Regions from separate parts of the Mus musculus genome. Here region 1 is linked to region 2. The links are chromatin loops, found by intact Hi-C in ENCODE. Cell type or tissue: gastrocnemius. All regions are shown on one strand. Links, peaks and the distances in the headings refer to the core of each region. The heading gives the core; the rest is flanking DNA.

What was found. A loop is a pair of places that touch in the nucleus more often than their neighbours do. Peaks named below come from ENCODE experiments on the same cell type or tissue, not always from the same donor. Only the 100,000 strongest peaks of a DNase experiment are listed, where the experiment ranks them.
Region 1: a loop joins it to region 2, with 3 times the contacts of the local background. A loop is called at or near these places in 3 of 42 quality-filtered maps.

What each region holds. Positions count from the first base shown.
Region 1 is chr8:84,763,533-84,766,433 of GRCm38, reverse strand. All of the region lies in intron 2 of Nfix (nuclear factor I/X), which reads left to right. Among named protein-coding and RNA genes, the nearest start is that of Nfix, 35 kb to the left of the region's middle. In gastrocnemius, for the core only: no CTCF peak of the experiment used is centred there; DNase peaks (open chromatin) are centred at 669, 1,368 and 2,154; H3K4me3 peaks cover 1,466 bases; H3K27ac peaks cover 2,500 bases.
Region 2 is chr8:84,705,709-84,708,609 of GRCm38, reverse strand. Nfix (nuclear factor I/X) reads left to right here. Exons shown (of 11, transcript NM_001371053.1): 11 at 1-2,901. Among named protein-coding and RNA genes, the nearest start is that of Lyl1, 5.7 kb to the right of the region's middle. In gastrocnemius, for the core only: no CTCF peak of the experiment used is centred there; DNase peaks (open chromatin) are centred at 819, 1,362, 1,659 and 1,870; H3K4me3 peaks cover 2,500 bases; H3K27ac peaks cover 2,500 bases.

The DNA of each region.
Region 1 (2,901 bases), core at 265-2,764, 58 kb before region 2:
TGTTTTACTTTTTGGCTGTGCCAAAGAGAGTGGAAGAATGTCCTTTATGAGGAGCACACTTAGCCTATGGTCGCAGAGCTCTGGGAAGTAGGAAATCCTTTCTGAGCTTAGCAGGCAGGAGCCAGGTGATAGCTTCTAGAAAGTTCCATCTAGTATACCCGGTAGGCATGAACCTGAGGTAATCCTTGCTGGTGAGAGGCAAGGCCTTCAGGGCTTCCTTGGGGGCAGCTCAGTTCATGGAGGCCATGAAGGGAAGTCAGGCTCCTTTTTGCAGAGATGGGGCACAGACAGGCAGTGAGACCCATGCCAGGTTCTCTCTCCACGCCAGTGTCCGGTGGCAGTGAGTGTCCCCACTTTTTTGCCTGGAGAAGGTAGCTGCCTCCCAGCCCTTTCTGCCTTCCTCTCGAAGGAGCTGCCACGCTTAGGTTATTTTATCCTTCACTGTCCGATTGATTCAGAAGCCTTTTCAAAGGCTCCAGCCGTGTCAGCGTGTCAGCGCAGGGCTTGCACAAAAGGCCTCTTTGATTTCTTGTTTGTTTTCATTTGCCTGCGGAGGGGGAGGGGGCCCCCAGAGAAAGAGCTCCTGGGTTTCAAAATTTTTATTTGGGTTGTTTCATTCTGGGAGCTGGCTCCCTGGGACTTCTGTCTCAGTTAGGGAGGGACCAGTGGCTGGGCAGAGGGTGCCCGTGGCCCCCGGAGCAGGTGTAGGGCTCAGGGCACTCATCCCACAGTGGACCGCTGAGAGGCTCTTCTCAGCAACTAGGCCCACAGATGGGGAATCCAGCTCACGTTGAAGCCTGTGTCTGGAGTCATGAAAGGTCCCAAGTGCCTGACGGTAAATGACTTGTCCCTGTTCCTTGTGTCCCCTGAGGACTGGAGTGGCACCCAATTCCATCATTTTCTTCCTGGTTCTCTGGACTGAGAGCATGAAACCTCTATAATACGAACTTCTCGCTAAAGGGTGTTTGGTGTCTTTGAAAACAGACAGAGCCTTTCCTGCCCCAGGCAGGAATGGAGGGAGGGATGCAGGTCTCCTTAGTGACTGCTCATCTTTCTGGGTGAGAATGGAATCTAGAGAGCAGGCATGCCACTTGTATAGGGCTGAGGGCAGAATGGCCCCCGCGGAGGCCCCTATTAGCAGAGTTGAGGCTGGAACTAAATGGAGGATCACCCTGGTTCACAGATGCCGACGACAAGGGACATTTAGGCCAGCCCTTGCCAAGGGCATGCCTGAAACCGTTGTGCATGGACCCCAGCACAACCAGGAAGAATGGTGGTGCATACTGTCAGGCCCTGGGGGGGAGTGGTGGAGACTCAGGCTTGGGCAGGTGGTCACAGTCATCAGCAACAGGGACGTGTGCCCACTGGGTGAGGGGGGGGGCTGCGTAGGGCCTGCTTGGCAGACGGGAGGAGGAGGCTGGGGGGCTGAGAGATAGATAAATATAGCTGATGGCATTTCTGATGGTAGGTTTTTCTTGGCACTGAGGGCACCATGGAAAACTGCACGACAAACGCCCGGCCCTACAGGCCGCCGTCGCCATTTTAAGCATATTTGAGCCGAAGGGTTGTTGGCATTAGAACAGGGTCCCAGAAGGCAGAGGGGCTGGGGTAGGGTGGTTTGGCTGCATCAGGCTGTCCCCTTTTCTCTCTAAGCGTGCCTGGGTCTCTGACTTTATCTCTATAGATACTTAATACCTGGTTTTCTGTCCCCTCTGGTGATGTGAAAAACACATATGTTTGCAGGTTGCCCTTTGCATTACCTCTTTCCCAGGCTGTTGCCCACCCCCACCAGCTGCCATGGCCAGGCAGCCCACCATTCAGCCCTTCCCCGTTTTCCATGTCTTAGTGGTGATGCAGCTACTGCTACCCTAGGGGTAGGTCTCCATTTGTTGGTATTTGGGGAACCCCAGTAACTTAAGGGTACTTGTCTACCCAGTCTACCAGAAACTGTCCTCTAATGATGGAGGAAAGGAATTGTCCCCTCTGGAGATGTGGAGTAGAGTTAGCAGTCCACGTGGTTCCTCCCCAGTCCCTCCCAGCAACCTGTCTTAAATCTACCGGCCTGGCTGGGTGTGTGTGTGTGCTGCTCTGGAGAGACCAGGCCTAGGGAGGGGTGACTGCCCTGCTGCACACCTTGCGGGCACTTGAAAGACCAGCAGGAGTTAGCTCATCCCGCCAGCTGACTGAGCCTTTCAGCCTGCAGAGGGCTGACTTCCTCCTTTCAGAGGTGGACTGATGTAGACAGGCAGGCAGGTGTCATTTTATATCACTCTGTAGAGGAGGAGACTGGAAGAGATGGCAAGGGACTTAGGTCACTGTGAATTTCTGCAAAAAGAGGTTCCAGGTCCCCTTGGCCTGCGATCCTTCAAGCTCCTTGAACTTCACCAAGCCTTGGCGGAGTTCTCATGAGTCCCCATGGCAGTCATTTCCAGCCCTGTAGTACCTGCTGCTGTCTAGAAGGGGCCGGAGCCCCGCTTGTAGCTCAGCTCAAGGGGTCCCCCAGCTGCTAAGCATATGGGCGAAGACACAGGGCAGACCCCTGATACTGTTCTCAATCATGGCCACCTTTTCTGGAGATGCTCCCTGCTCCCTGATCTACATAGACAGGAGCTAGGGCTCAGGTTATTTGGACTCTCCCTTTTGCAGCCACCAGGGACAGTTCTTGTCACACCTCCTTGGGGCTCAGGATATCACTCACTGGCCTTGGGTGGTGGAGTATGCAGGAGATCCAGGTGCAGGGCCAGGCAAACAGGATTTGGGATCCACAATGCTTGCCCTGCCACACCCTTTTCCTGGGAGTTTGCTTGGGGGAGGGTTATAGTTTGAAATAAAAAAATAAACGTAATTACCATAATTAACCAGACGACTACTAGAAGTTTTATAATAGTTGACAATTCGTTG
Region 2 (2,901 bases), core at 237-2,736:
TTCCTCAAAATGGGGGAGAAGAAATTTTGAGACATGGAAATATCCCCCAGCCCAGCCCCACCGAAAAGCAAAACTTAGACGTCGTCAGCCACTCAGCCCTTCCCTCCTCCAGCCCTGGTACCCCCGCGTTCCAAAGCCGCCCAGTTCTGGGAGTCCTCGGAAAGGGGTCTCAGCGGAGCTGTACACCAGCAGCCAAGCAGAAAGAAGCATGCTAAGCGGACTCTGCTAAGCAGAGGACAAACAGAAAGAAAGGATGCAACAAGACTGCCTTCCTCCTACTCAGCCTGGCCTTCCCAGGAAGGAGCAGCCAGCTCACTGGCCGGCCACCCTGGCAGTTCCTGGGGACCCCACCCTCCGCTGGACTTAAGCTTCCCAAGGAGCCCAGAGGAACAGCTCGTAACAATAGTAGACATTCGAGCTCCCCTCCGGACTTCGTCTCTTTCCCTCACCCCACCCCCCACTCCCCAACCTCTCTTGCCCTTCCTGGGAGCCTCTGCTCAGGCTTCTGGCCCCAGCTGCTCTGGACCAGGCTAGGGCGTTCCCGGGTAGGTAAGGGATGCTTCTTAGAGCTAACTGAATTCAGCCTGAGTCCAGAATAGAGGGTGTTCTGCCACCCCATTTTGAACCGCCCGGGCAGTTCTCGGGCTGGACACCCTCTGTACAGCACACAGGAAAGTCAGAATGCTCTGGACTGGACGCCCAGCCCAGCATAGGCACCTTCTTCCACGCCCGCAGGACGCAAGGGCTGCTGCCCTCTGCCACGCCCCTAGTGAAGGGAGTCGGCCCCAGGTCGCCCCGCACCCCAGCCCTGCATGCAGGTGCCCTTGCTCCGCCCCTCTGCCCTGCCCCTGCCCTTGCTGCACACAGCCCTCCAGGGGCCGGCTGAGAGTGGAGCAGAAAGGGCCCCCGGAGCTGAGCGAGGAGGACAAGGCAGCCTCCACCTGCGCTAGGTAGGCGTCCTGCTCTCGAGACTTTGAGTTCCTGTGGAGGGTGGGGGGTGTCATCCTTTTAAAAGAGTGTTCTGGAGCTTTCTGGTCCCCTTCCCTTCCCACCACGCCCCGTGGCCACTTCTCCCTAGATTTTAGCTGTAATGTCTTTCCTCTTTATTTAGGGGTGGGGCAGTCATTGTTTGGGTCTTTCGCTGTTTGCAGTTGGGAACTCCTCTGTTTGAGCAACTTGGGAACAATTTCGTAACACACCACAGGAAGCAGTTCTCCTCCCAGCCCCCTCCTCCAGTAAGGGATGGCGGAGGCTTGTCCAGAGGGTCTTGAGAAGCCCCCTGGGAGGGAGGGGAACGCGAGCACGCCAGACCCCCTGCAGGGTGACTGGGCCCCTCTGGCTTGTCTTTCTGTGCCTTAGTCCTCCTTCCCTGCATCTCCCCTCCCAGGCCCGTTCTCAAGGCCATGCGCCTCTCTCCGGTATGAAAACACAAAGCACAGGTCAGGATCTTCCGAAAGTCGGTCCAACATTGCACCACGTGGGGGTGGGTTGTGGGCTTTATTTATTGAGAATCTAGTTGGTGAGGCTGCGGCCCTGAACAGGAGAATGGCCGCTAGCAGGGAGCTCGGGGCTGCGAGGCGGCTGTCCCTGCGTTCTGTGTGGAAGTTGAGCGAAGCCCTCCCCTGCGGCGTCGAGGGCCAGGCCGGGGTGGACGTCCAGCGGGGGGAGGCCTCCCTGTGCGAGGGGAGGGAGCCCCAGGGTGGGGGGCCGGGCGGGCCGGGCGTGACGCGCGGTCAAAGTGCAATGATTTTTCAGTTCGGTTGGCTAAACAGGGTCAGAGCTAAGAGCTAGCGAAAGAGGGTCCCTGCCCGGCCGCGTGCGCCTCTTCGGTCGGTCGAGGACAGTCGGGCTGTGGGCGCTGTGGGATTGCGGGGCACACGCCCCGGGCGAGGTCAGAAGCTGCAGGCCAGCTGGGCCGGGGCCCAAGGTGCCCGAGAGAGGTACCCTCGGGAGGACTGGGGTGGGGGTGGTGCTCCTTTCCCAAGTGGTGGTGTGAGGGGCAGGCAGGCAGGGACGATGAGGGCGACAGATGTGGGGACGTGTTTAGGAGAGGAAACAACCCACAAAAAAATATAGGGGAAATTAACCTTTTTTTTTTTATTGAACCAAGTGCAATGCATCAGAGAGTTTTCCTATCTTTGTATGTTAAGAGATTAAGAAAAAAAATTCTATTTTTGTTGTAATGTCCTCGCGGCTCTGGGGACGCTAAAAGAACTGGGCCTGCCCTGCCCTTAGCGGGGATGAAAGCTGAGTGTTTTCCTTTTTTTTGTTTTTTTTTTTGTTTGTTTTCCTTTTTGATAGTTTTCTGGGTTTTTGTTTGTTGGTTTGGTTGGTTGGTTTTTTTTTTGTTTTTTTTTTTTTGTTTTGCCTTTTTTCCTGCGTTGACGAGGATAATCTGGGGTTTAAATTTGTTTCGTCGTTCGGTTTCGGTGGGAGGGCTGAAGAAAACGTTTAAAAACACCTCGACATTAAAAAAAAAAAACCAACACAAGATCAAAAGGAAAAGGACGAGAGAAAATTATTTTTAAGATAATTAAACATAAAAACCCTGGTGCTTATTACATTATAAAGTACGTTTTTAAAAACCCACAAACTATTATACATACGTTTATGAATCAATTAAATACTCTGCACTTGTTAGGAACACGCATATCCCTTCTTTGTTGAGTTTAACGGAACGGGACAGCGGCGTGCGCCCCGCGGCTGGGCTGCTCTGGCCGCGGGTCTCCCCAGGCGCTCCCCCCTTCCTCGCCCCCTCCCCCTCCGGGCACTGGGGCGCGGCGGGGGTCCCCGGCCCCCTCCCCCGCAGAGGTCAATGCCAACGAACAAACGTCCCTTTTCCCTCCCTCCCCACTCCGAGCGCCCTTCTTTGAGCCAGACGCCAACTTGACCCTCACCAGC